Linked DNA regions of Homo sapiens: all the other regions are linked to region 2. The links are chromatin contacts, found by Hi-C or POLR2A ChIA-PET in ENCODE. All regions are on one chromosome and are shown on one strand. Each heading gives the region's core, a stretch centred on a gene start or an enhancer-like site at or near the end of the contact. The rest is flanking DNA. Distances are from core to core; before and after follow the strand shown.

The links. A loop is a pair of places that touch in the nucleus more often than their neighbours do. ChIA-PET counts read pairs that join two places held with the same protein, here RNA polymerase II (POLR2A). Pooled maps may share reads with other maps.
Region 1: a pooled map shows a loop between it and region 2 (5-fold over the local background). The contact joins the promoter of GRB2 here to the promoter of SLC38A12 in region 2. A Hi-C loop is called at or near these places in 1 of 37 single-sample maps with no recorded cell type and 4 of 50 pooled maps. POLR2A ChIA-PET finds 5 or more read pairs at or near these places in 1 of 52 experiments (WTC11).
Region 3: a map with no recorded cell type shows a loop between it and region 2 (27-fold over the local background). The contact joins the promoter of SLC25A19 here to the promoter of SLC38A12 in region 2. A Hi-C loop is called at or near these places in 1 of 37 single-sample maps with no recorded cell type and 7 of 50 pooled maps. POLR2A ChIA-PET finds 5 or more read pairs at or near these places in 3 of 52 experiments (HCT116, MCF 10A and endothelial cell of umbilical vein).

The regions. Positions count from the first base shown.
Region 1 is chr17:75,402,602-75,406,932 of GRCh38, forward strand. It overlaps GRB2 (growth factor receptor bound protein 2), which reads right to left and starts at 3,077. Exons shown (of 6, transcript NM_002086.5): 1 at 2,888-3,077. MIR3678 (microRNA 3678) reads left to right here and starts at 3,468; the gene lies at 3,468-3,561. RefSeq lists a silencer at 3,135-3,314.
Region 2 is chr17:74,774,119-74,778,256 of GRCh38, forward strand. It overlaps SLC38A12 (solute carrier family 38 member 12), which reads left to right and starts at 2,381. Exons shown (of 10, transcript NM_017728.4): 1 at 2,381-2,459; 2 at 3,146-3,257. The coding sequence starts at 3,213. NAT9 (N-acetyltransferase 9) reads right to left here and starts at 2,227. Exons shown (of 7, transcript NM_015654.5): 1 at 2,149-2,227; 2 at 1,504-1,589. The coding sequence starts at 1,580. RefSeq lists an enhancer at 1,909-2,028.
Region 3 is chr17:75,288,170-75,291,854 of GRCh38, forward strand. It overlaps SLC25A19 (solute carrier family 25 member 19), which reads right to left and starts at 1,264. Exons shown (of 8, transcript NM_001126121.2): 1 at 1,185-1,264; 2 at 333-422. RefSeq lists enhancers at 409-910, 1,343-1,542, 1,633-1,682, 1,723-1,772.

The DNA of each region.
Region 1 (4,331 bases), core at 1,827-4,326, 630 kb after region 2:
AGACTGATTCACTGTGGGGTACATCCTGGAGTTCTACCAGAACCTAATTTTAAAAAGATCTCCCAGTGATTTTTATGGATACTAAATTTTAAATAACTGCTATACCATAAGGATGCCTTAACCAGATTTTAAAATTTGCATTCCAGATAATGCACTACAATGTCCTTGCATGAAATGAAAATAATGCATATTGGCCGGGCGCGGTGGCTCACGCCTGTAATCCCAGCACTTTGGGAGGCTGAGGTGAGTGGATCACCTGAAGTCGGGAGTTCCAGACCAGCCTGACCAACATGGAGAAACCCTGTCTCTACTAAAAATACACAATTAGCCAGGCGTGGTGGTGCATGCCTGTGATCCCAGCTACTAGCGAGGCTGAGGCAGAAGAATTGCCCGAACCCAGGAGGTGGAAGTTGTGGTGACCTGAGATCGTGCCACTGCACTCTAGCCTGGGCAACAAGAGCGAGAATCTGTCTCAAAAAAAAAAAAAAAGGAAAAAGAAAATAATGCGTATTCACTTGGCACAACTAGGAAAAAGGCAACTTTGACCAAAAAAAATATATATATATATAAATATATATATATATACAGACTCTCAAAAGCCATTCAGTAATGGTGGAGAGTTCCTCTGAATTAAGCAAGTATTAATTTCTCTCCGGAGGGCATGGTGACTCTCTATTCTGTATTACTTCATTTCTCCAAAATCCATTCCTCTTCTGTTGTATGTGTAACAATTAGAACTCTGATGGACAACATGCAACATGATAACAGCAATTACTGAGAAGAATCTCTAAGTACCATCAACCAGTAGTATTTAAAACCCAGCAAGCCTCTCAAATCTGAATAACTTGCTGACGAAGTAAAGTGCCTCAAACATTTAAACGTTTGAGTTCAGGCCGGGCGCAGTGGCTCATGTCTGTAATCCCAAGGCTGAGATGGGCAGATCACTTGAGGTCAGGAATTCGAGACCAGCCTGGCCAACATGGTGAAACTCTGTCTTTACAAAAATACAAAAATTAGCCAGGTGTGGTGGTGAGCACCTGTAATCCCAGCTACTCGGGAGTGCGAGGCAGGAGAATCGCTTAAACCCAGGAGGTGGAAGCTGCAGTGAGCCGAGATCGCACCACTGCACTCCAGCCTGGGCGACAGAGCGAGACTCCGTCTCAAAAAAATAAAATAAATAAATAAATGCTTGTGTTTAGTAGAAGAAAGCTGATTATAAGAATTAACTCTGGCCGGGCGCGGTGGCTCACGCCTGTAATCCCAACACTTTGGGAGGCCAAGGCGGGTGGATTACCTGAGGTCAAGAGTTCAAGACCAACCTGGGCAACACAGTGAAACCCCATCTCTACTAAAAATACAAAATTCGCTGGACATGGTGGTGGGCGCCTGTGATCCCAGCTACTCGGGAGGCTGAGGCAGGAGAATCGCTTGAACCCAGGAGGCAGAGTTGCAGTGAGCCCATATAGCACCATTGCACTCCAGCCTGGGCAAAAAGAGCAAAACTCTGCCTAAAAAAAAAAAGTCACTGAGCTGACCCAATCTTCCTATTATAAAGACATACTAGAAGAAAACATAAGCAGGCACAGAAGCATAATCTTAAAAGAAAAAGAGTAAAAGACAAAAATAATACAAGCAAACCACACTTGCGACCTAGTGGCAGGACTGATTTCTTAGGGATGAATTCAATCTTTTGAGCCTCCCCGTTCTCAGAGAGGGGACTTCAGCCTCCCACGGCTCTCTAGCAACCCTTCTGGCTGACTGCAGGGAACGCAGGGGACGCGCAAAAGTAAAGGAACGAAAGCAAGGAAAGAGAGTCTCTTCCCGAGGAAAAAGACGGAATCTTGAAATGAGAGAAAACGAACAGCACGAAAGGGAAGAAACCTCGAAAAATTACGCCAGAGTGGGGACTACAAGGAGGAAGGGGAAGTACATTAGAAAAAAAGGGGGGGGTGGGGGGAGGAAGGGGCAAATGACTTGCATTACACAAGCATTTCGTGTCCCTAGTGGAAAGGACAGAAGCAGATAGAGAAGGAAGGAAATAACTGGAGAAAGAGGAGTAAGAAAGCCAAAATAGACTAATGCTAATTTCTCTCATGTGTCTGACATTTCGGAAAGTCAACAGCATCAAAAAGAGACAGACCTCAAGTGCACTTCAGTCCCCTGCAAACTGCACTTTCACAGCGTTTGAAGCCAGCCTTGAAAAACTTTCTAAACAAGCCATAACTCATGTGTGGCTTACAATCATAGAGAGGGCGCGCTGCAAATGAAAATTACCAGCGCCCGCTCTCGCCGCAATCCTTCCTCGGTGCAGTCCAACCTGCTACTGCTGAATTTTTCTTGACAAATATTTTTCAAATAGTTTTTTTTTTTAAGTGTCAGAATAAAGGTATCTCCCCCGGCTCCAGCAGCAAACGTTCCACCCCAAAGTGGATTCCCGCACAAAATTAAGCCCAAAGACGCCAGGAGATGGTGACGTGGTTGCCGTGCAGGTCGAAGGCACATCAATCACCACAGCTGCAGCCCACACCAGTCCCCCGCCGCCAGGCTCGGGTAGACTGACTCGGTCGGCGTTCGGCCCGCCTGGGCTTCCCGGGCCCCTTCCGTGCAAACCCTCCCGATGAAGGCAGGGGACCTCGCCAGAGAACCCCGACCTCTTCCCCCGGACTGCCCAGAGCCAAGAGCCGGAGGAGGACGGTCCCCAGGAAGGAAGCGCCCCAAAAGGGGAAACGTAGAGTCCGGAGCCCCGGGGATTGCGCTCCACGTCCCAAGCCTCGCCGCCCCGACGCGAACCCCGGGGCCGGTCCCGGTTCCCCCGGGGCCCACTCCCGCTGTAGAGCCAAGAGGAAAAGGCACGAGAGAGGCGCCGAGCGCAGCCTCCCGTACTCACCGTGGCGCAGCTGCTCCGCTCAGCGTCCGGCCCGCCCCTCCACAACGCTGCGAGCGGCCGGCGACCCCAAGGCTGCTCTGCGAGGGCAGCGCTTGCTCCCGCCGCCGTCACCGCCACAGGCACAGACTCTGCCACAGCCGCCGCCGCCGCTGCCGCCGCCCGGTCGCCGAAGCAGCAATACCTCCTGGCTTCCGCTCCCCGTCGGTGTCCCGCGAGAACTTCTCCACGAGGCCCCGCCCCGCCCCCGCGAGACTTCCCCCGGCGGAAAAGGCCCAGAGCGCAAGCGCTCCTCCTCAGCCGGGCCCCTGCGGGTAGGGAACCAGCTAGGTGTCAGGGCGCATGCGCCAGACCTCCCCGCAGCAGGTGGCCTCCGCACGGCTCCGCCCCCGGGTCGCCGTAACCCTCTCGGTGCCAGAGCGGGTAAATGACAGCTTAGCCCTGAAGGACTCTTCCCCCGTCTAATCACTTTATTTTCCTCTTCTACCAAACCTAGGCAGTTGGATGGGTAGGGGCTTGGGGGAGGAAGAGATCTTCCAGAATGAAGCACTCCAAATAGAGGACCAGGTCTTAAAATATTTGAGAATCCGGTCCGTACAAACTCTGCTGTGTTGAATGATTGGTGAGTTTGTTTGCTCATTGATTGAATCACTGCAGAGTTTGTACGGACCGGATTCTCCAATATAGGCCGAACACTGTGCTGGGGATAGAACAGAAATCTTGGCCCTTAAGGAATTCACGGTCTAGGAAGTAGAAGAAAAATAAACAAATAATGCCATAAGTACTGTTATAATTATTTGGAGTTTGCTGAGGAAGCTAAAAAAATGGAGGGGGTACTGCTACACTGCCCATTGCAGAAGAGCCTTCACAGATGTGATGCGGCGATGTCTGATCTGAGTCTTGGAGGATGAGTAGGAATTTGCCAGGCAGAGAAGCCAGAGTAAGGGCATTTCAGGGAAAGGGAATGGCACGTAAGTACAGAGGCTAAGTACAGAGGAACGGAGGCGTGAGAGAGAAAGTCGTGTTCTGTGCAGTGCTAAGTAGTTCAATTCCTGTATGAGGCCGGTGAGTACGGGGGAGTGGCAGAAGATGAGGCTTGGAGAAATAATTCTTATTTTTCAGTTCCCAAAGCTCTTCCAATTAAAGGATAGAACACAACACACCTAGCGTTACTGTGCCTTCTGGAAGCCAACAAAATAGCGCTGAGGTGAGAATAACCAAGCATCTGATTCTATAGAGAAAAGAAGCCCATTGAAACACAGAAAATGAATTGTGCTTTCACCAAGTATTTATTGAGCATCACCTGTGTGCAAGGGGCTCTGCAGGGTCAAAGACCAACCAGATGAAGCCCCTGCTTTCAGTGCTTTGTAATCTAGAGTTGCCTAATCTGTAAGACAAGCAGTTGGCCCCAAGTGCCACTGAACTACACATAGGGATGGCTGAGGAG
Region 2 (4,138 bases), core at 1,131-3,630:
CCCCCACAGGAATCCCATCATGACTCAGTCCTGGCCTTTTGAATGGTAGATATCACAACTCATCAGCTCAGAGTTCAAGGACAAGCTAACATTAAGTCTCCAAGAACTGAACATACTCACTGGCACCAGGGAAACATCACTAATTTACAATTAGGTGAGAAGACAATTTCTTTTTCTTCCACGTTTAGTTTACATAAAGCAATTCCTTGCTGAAAGGCCAAAAAGCTGAGAGAATGAAAGGGAAGAGGATGGGCAGCTCCTCCCAAGGAAGTCACAGTCCCCAGGTTCTGCTATTTTTTTTTTTTTTTTTTTTGAGACAGAGTTTTACTCTTGTTGCCCAGGCTGGAATTACAGGCATGTGCCACCATGCCCAGCTATTTTTTTTGTATTTTTATTAGAGACGGGGTTTCTCCACGTTGATCAGGCTGGTCTCTTTTTTTTTTTTTTTTTGAGACGGAGTCTCGATCTGTCACCCAGGCTGGAGTGCAGTGGCGCGATCTCGGCTCACTGTAAGCTCCGCCTCCCGGGTTCACACATTCTCCTGCCTCAGCCTCCCGAGTAGCTGGGACTACAGGCGCCCGCCACCACATCCGGCTAATTTTTTTGTATTTTTAGTAGAGACGGGGTTTCACCATGTTAGCCAGGATGGTCTCGCTCTCCTGAGCTTGTGATCCGCCTGCCTCGGTCTCCCAAAGTGCTGGGATTACAGGCGTGAGCCACTGCGCCCAGCCTTTATTTTATTTTATTTTATTTTTGAGACAAAGTCTCACTCTGTTGCCCAGGCTGGAGTACAGTGGTGTGATCTCGGCTCACCACAACCTCCACCTCCCTGGTTCAAGTGATTCTCCTGCCTCAGCCTCCCAAGTAGCTGGAATTACAGGTGCCGGGCAACAAGCCCAGCTAATTTTTTGTGTTTTTAGTAGAGATGGCGTTTTATCATGTTGGCCAGGCTGGTCTTGAACTACTGACCTCATGATCCACCCGCCTCAGCCTCCCAAAGTGCTGGGATTACAGGCGTGAGCCACCGCACCCGGCCGTTTTTTTGTTTTTGTTTGTTTTTGTTTTTTTGTTTTTTTTGTTTTTTTTTGAGACAGGTTCTTGCTCTGTCACCCAGGCTGGAGTACAGTGGTACAATCACAGCTCACAGCAGTCTTCATCTCCTGGGCTCAGGCAATCCTCCCACCTCAGCCTCCCTAGTAGCTGGGACTGCAGCTGTGCACCACCATGCCTGGCTAATTTTTGTATTTTTTTGTAGAGACAAGGTCTCGCTACGTTACCCAAGCTGGTCTCGAACTGCTGGGCTCAAGCAATCCTCCTGCCACAGCCTCCCAAAGTCCTGGAATTACAGGCGTGAGCCACGGCACCCAGCCTTTTTTCCCCCCTCATATATAATTATTTCTCACAACCAATGTTTCTTCTTAGGGGAAATAGCCCTGAGACTGGGGCTGTACCTTACACAGCTCTGGGTGCTGATACGCACCCCATGTCAAGCGGGAAAGATACCTGGGCACATGCTCCGAGGTGTAGGGTACAAGGACCACCTTCTTCCCCAGCAGCAAGGTGTTCTGATTCAACCTCATGGTAGCAGCCTGCATGCAGATGGGGAGAGCAAAGACTTCAGGACCCTGAATTTCCTCCAACTTTGGGTAGGCGCTCCAGCTTTCCTGCTGGGGCTAAGTTGACTTCCGTCATTAGTTCCGTCTAGACACTTCAAAGAATACAGACTCCAAAATTCTTGCAAGAAAGAGAACCAGGCTGGTTAAGGATAATTAAACAATCCTTGACTCCCACTCCAAGAGGCCAAGCCTGGGCTCCGTTTCTGCCGGTTCCTTCCGTCCACTCCCCAGAACTTCGATTCCTCAAACCCAAGCACCAAGTACCAAGTACCAAAGTATCCCCAGAGCTCCCATTACTTGCCCCAGTCCAGGGATTCCAACCCAGAATCAACTTTCAGCCCTGCCTTAAACCTACTTCCAACCTCTTACCCCGGCGACCACCCCACGGGGCTCTAGCCACTCCCTCCCCGCCCCCGACCACTTCAGGGCAAGGCGGGCTTAGTCTTAGGCCCTCCCCTTTGAGTGGCGTTCTAGACCACTCTCTTCGACCCTCCAACCACGCGGACCCGGGTACTGCCAAGCTCACACCCACCTACCACCGACGAAATCGTCCCCCGCAGAAAGGGTGATCTACCTCCTCCAACCAGCCACGTTCCCAGGCCCGGCCGGCTACCGCCCCTTCCGCATGCGCGTGAGAACGCGCCCCGCCCACTTCCGCCATGCTGACGGCAGCCGCCAGGCCCCAATCCCGGTCCCGCCCCCGCGAGGCGCCCAATCAGCGCGCGCGAAAAAGGTGGGCTGTGGGGCCGGCGCATGCGCGCTGCGGAAGCTGGTGCTGGACAGCTGGCGCCGGCAGCAGCGGACCGGCGGGAGACGGCGGCTTGGGAGCTGGCTGTGCTGCAGGTGTTGGGTCGGGTCGGGTCGGGACGGGCGGGAGAGGACGAGACGGGTCGGGATAGGTTGGGGCGGGGCGGGGCGGCACTAGACTCGGGACTCCTCCAGGAGGGAGAGAGAGGGAGAGGCTGGGAGTGGGGTTCTTGAGAAAAGAGGGAGCTTTGAGGGTGGGGAACCCTAAGAGAGTAGGTGGGGCCAGGGAGTGGAGGCCCCATTAAAAAAAGGAGGCCTTAGTGCCAAGAGTGGAGTTGGAAGGGCAATGTAGGAAAGCCCCCAGCTCCCTGCCCTAGGCAGAGGCGGCAGACAGTTCCTTGGGCTCCCATGTGTGGTAGTGAGCTCCTGGTTCCTGGAACTAAACGAGGATAACCACCCCAGAGCGTGGAAAGGGGGCTCTTGTGGTGGGTGAGACTTAGTGGTTTTAGAGGCCCCTTAAATCACTTGCACCCCGAGCAGCATTGAAAACATCCGTGCTGGGCACAGAGCAGTGCCCTGCACAGCAAGGGAAATGTTAGAAGAAACCGTCCAGATTTCTGTCATCCAGGGTGACCCCTCCCTCGGGGGTGAGTCTTGTGACAGATACTGAGGCCCTAAGTGTCTGTGATAAAAGAACCAGAGGTGGCAGGGGAAGTCTGCAAGCCTCCTCCCACCCCTGTCTCAGTCCATCAGATAGGTGAAGCCTGCTCTTTTGTTTTAAGGAGCTGCGGCAGCCGCCGTCCTTGCACCTAAGGAACCTCTGCTGCCAGCCCTTCCTCACTTTTGGAAATGGCGGGTGAAATTACAGAGACCGGGGAACTCTACTCTTCCTACGTGAGTGTGACTTATAGAACCTTTTGCTCACTTAAGTGTTCCTGGCTTCTAGAAAAGCACATTGCTTGCTGGAGATGGGACTAGTGAGTGCTGCTGCTTGAGCAGACCATAGTGGAAGCAGGATGGGGGAGTTCCATGGGGCAGCGACTACAGTGCTGCTGTGGTGGCTCAGAATGTAAGTCAGATTTATTCTCTTTTTAAGGTGTTTGTCAGAGTGGTCAAGCCAAACAAAATCGCCATGCTGTTTATAATGTTAATCCCGGGCTGGGCACGGTGGCTCACGCCTGTAATCCCAGCACTTTGGGAGGCTGAAGCGGGCAGATCACCTGAGGTCAGGAGTTCAAGACCAGCCTGGCCAACATGGTAAAACCCTGTCTCTACTAAAAATACAAAATTAGCCGGGCATGGTGGCACTGTAATCCCAGCTACTCGGGAGGCTGAGGCAGGAGAATCGCTTGAACCCGGGAGGCGGACGTTGCAGTGAGCTGAGATCGAGCCGTTGCACTCCAGCCTGGGCAAAAAGAGCGAAACTCTGTCTCAAAAATAAAGAAATAATGTTCATCTCCAGGCTACCACACTTGCCTGCAGTGCTGCCCTTCAGATGAACAGTGATTGACAGCTGTTGACTCTGGGTTTTGCTCATCTCAGCAGTTGGAAACCGCTTTGGTCTTTACTGAATTTTAAATTGCACAACTTTTATAGTCTTGGATGGCGTAAGAAGCAGCGAAAGCATACAGAGACTTCTAATTACAGTTTGGTGGACTCTGCAATTAGAACAATTAGAATGATTGATTCTCACTGTCTTAGGTCTGTGTTACCTCTGGCTGCCCCCAACACACACGCAGTTTATCTTCTCTATGTAACGTATGATTGGTCATAGT
Region 3 (3,685 bases), core at 14-2,513, 510 kb after region 2:
AAAAGAAAATGACGCTCCTGGGCTCCCCTGACTCAGACCTACTGACCTCTTCAGCCTCACTCTGGACCACTCTTCCCCTTCCCTCATTTAACCAGAGTGGTCTGACTGCTTCTGCCCAGTTCCTGGAAAACTCGGGGAGCACTCCTATCAATTGCCTTGCCTCTACTCCTCCAGTTCCCTACGTCTGAAATACAGCCCCACTCTCAGCCCCTACTCACTTTTTCAAGGCTAGCTCCTCTCATCCACCAGAGCTCAGCTAAAAAGCATCCCTTCCAGGAGATGTACTTTTTTCCTTTTTTGTAAAAACAAAAAACAAAAACAGTAATACCTACATACGGTCTGTAGAGTTGTACAAAGCATAGAAAGAAGTCTGTAACCACACACATCAACAGGTAGTTGGTAACTGATCACAGGGAGAAGGGCTGAGAAGGGAAAAAGGAAGGTAGACCTGTCGATAATTCTATACTGTTTGAATTTGTTATGGCAAAAAAAAAAAAAAAAAATCCCTAAAACTAGCCTTCAGAATTACCCTAGTTCTTGAATACTTGTAGTAGTGGGGGTGGGGGTGGGGGAGGAGGGGAGATACTACCTACAGGATGGCAGCCTCCACCCCAGACATCAATTCCTTTTCTCCTCTCACCCACCCTGGAACTCCTCCCCAGGCGCCCATGAGGAAGTTTAAACACGCGGCAAGCGACTGAGAGGCAAAACCTCTCCAGGGGTTACCCAGGGACCGCTCAGGTCACACTGAGCAGCGTGTTTCCCGCCCATCTGGGCAGAAAGGAGGAGCAAGCCCGAGTGGCAGGTGTCCTGGATCGCTGTCAGGAGACCGGAGCATACCAGGCTCTTCCTGGTGTTCGGGTGCCCATGTGCCCAAGGGCTCAGCTGAGCAAATCTGCAGAGGTCCCCGTGTGGGTACCTAGGTGTCCACGTGTGCCTCGGGGTGTGTTTTTTCTCCTTGAGTCCGAGGGGACGCCCTGGAGCTCAGGTGCTCAAGGGCGTGCGCGGGGCTCGGCCGCCGGTGTCCCTGGAGATGCTTCTCTGGTCTGGTGTGACACGTGTGTACACAGTCCCCGCCCTCTCGTGAGCGCCCGGGTGCGTGTGCTCCCTCCCGACCACCCTGAGGAGCGAGGGTGCTGGTCCCCGAGAGGGCGGCGAGAAGGACGGAGGTAGAGGTTACTCACACGGCTCGGCGGGTGCGGCCCGGCTCAGCGCTCTCCGCTCTCTCTAGCTCCTCGCGCAGTCTTAACAGCAAAACTCTACTGAGCTCGGACGAAACTGGCGGGCTCCTGGGCCAATCACCGTGCAGCTCCCCGCCAGACGCTGGACCAATGGTTGTGCGCTTGAGGTCTGGCAACCGCCTCCCGCAAGATATCACCGGGTAATGTAGTCCTTCGCGACCAAGGGCAGGACAGCTGGACGGCGCACAGCTTCCTGGGAGATGTAGTCCGGCTGCTCGCGGGCGCGCGAGTTCGACCGACGCGTTAGAAGGAGGTGCCTTGCGAAGCCGGGCTGCGACCTTAGGGGTCGCCGTGCTCTGGCGTGTGACTCGAAAGTCAGCCTGCAGGCGGGGTCCAAGGTTAGGGCGCGGTAGACTTGACCCGCTTTCCTCAAACTCTGTTAATGCCAGAACCCGGATAATCTCAACTTGGTAAAGATGGCAGGAAGCCTAGCAAAAAGCTGGAGGACGTCGGGAAGAGAATAGATGAGAACAGTCCCCTCGGGGACGGGGAAGGCAAAAACACGAGTGTCCCCCCCTCTCACCCCGAGTTTTAGTATTTCTCATTATAAAAGTAATATTAAAAGTATATAGACAGAAAATATAGAAAGGAAGGAGGAAATGACTCATCCTACCGCCCGCACACAACTAGCGTCACGGTTTTGCGCGACAGTATTGCCTCCTGACTTTTTAATTGCATTTTTATATTCGTGTTATCATTTTGACGCACAATTTTAAGACATTTTTATTGTAGAAAATTTCAAGATACACAGAAGTGGAATAACCCGATGAAGCCGCGTAGAGTCGCTCTCCGACCTCAGCAGTTACGCGACTCATGGGGCAATCTTGTTTCCTCTATTTCTGCACCTACCTCGCACGCGCTGCCCAGCGTTATTCTGAAGTAAATACCATCACGTGTTTTCACCAGTAAATATTTCAGTATGTGTCTTTAAAGGACAAGCATTCCCTTTTTAATACGTATACATTATGCTTCACACACACACAAAACTGTCACTCCGACCCCCCAAAAAAACTTTTAATATCAAATATGAATTAGTGTTTACACTTTTCTGAAAGAAAGAAATGTTCTTCTTTTTTTTTTTTTTTTTTTTTTTTTTTTTTTTTTTTTTTTTTTGAGACAGTTTTGCTCTTGTCGCCCAGGCTGGAGTGCAATGGTGCTATTTCAGCTCACTGCAACCTTTGCCTCTGGGGTTCACACGATTCTCCTGCCTCAGCCTCCCGAGTAGCTGGGATTACACGCGTGCACCACTATGCCCAGCTAATTTTTTGTATCTTTAGTAGAGATGGGGTTTTGCCATGTTGGTCAGTCTGGTCTCAAACTTTTTTTTTTTTTTTGAGACAAGAGTCTCACTCTGTCACCCAGGCTGGAATGCAGTGGCACGATCTCGGCTCGGTGCAACCTCCACCTCCCGGGTTCAGGTGATTCTCCTGCTTCAGCCTCCTGAGTAGCTGGGACTACAGGCCTGCACCACCATACCCAGCTAATTTTTGTAGTTTTAGTAGAAACGGGGTTTCACCATGTTGGCCAGGCTAGTTTTGAACTCCTGACCTCAAGTGATCCACCCAGCTCGGCCTCCCAAGGTTCTGGGATTACAGGTGTGAGCCACCGTGCCTGGCTGAAATGTCCTTCTTAAAACAAGTTGTTTGCTTTTCTTTCTTTTTTTTTTGAGACGGAGTCTAGCTCTGTCCCCCAGGCTGGAGTGCAGTGGCGCGATCTTGGCTCACTGCAAGCTCCGCCTCCCGGGTTCACGCCATTCTCCTGCCTCAGCCTCTCCAAGTAGCTGGGACTACAGGCGCCCGCCACCACGCCCGGCTAATTTTTTGTATTTTTAGTAGAGATGGGGTTTCACCGTGGTCTCGATCTCCTGACCTCGTGATCTGCCCGCCTCGGCCTCCCAAAGTGCTGGGATTACAAGCGTCAGCCACCATACCCAGCCACAAGTTTGCTTTTCTAAGTGACAGAGCTCAGAAAACAAACAAAAATGTTTGTCTGAATTGAGATCTTGGTTGGGTGCAGTGGCTCACACCTGTAATCCCAGCACTGGGAGGCTGAGGTGGGTGGATTGCTTGAGGTCAGGAGTTCAAGACCAGCCTGACCAACATGTGAAACCGCGTCTCTACTAAAAATACAAAAATTAGCCAGGCATGGTGGTAGGCGCTTGTAATTCCAGCTACTTGGGAGGCTGAGGCAGGAGGATCACTTGAACCTGGGAGGGAGAGGTTACAGTGAGCCGAGATCGTGCCACTGCACTCCAGCCTGGGCAACAGAGTGAGACTCCGTCTCAAAGAAAAGAAAAAGAGTTGAGATCTGAACTGAACATTGCAACTGGAAGTCCTTTTAAAAATCTATTGTTTTTCTCCACTTTACTTTTTTTTTACTTGAAATTTGTTTTCTTTCATTTCCTTTCATTTTCCTTTCTTTCTCTATTTTATTATATTTGTTTT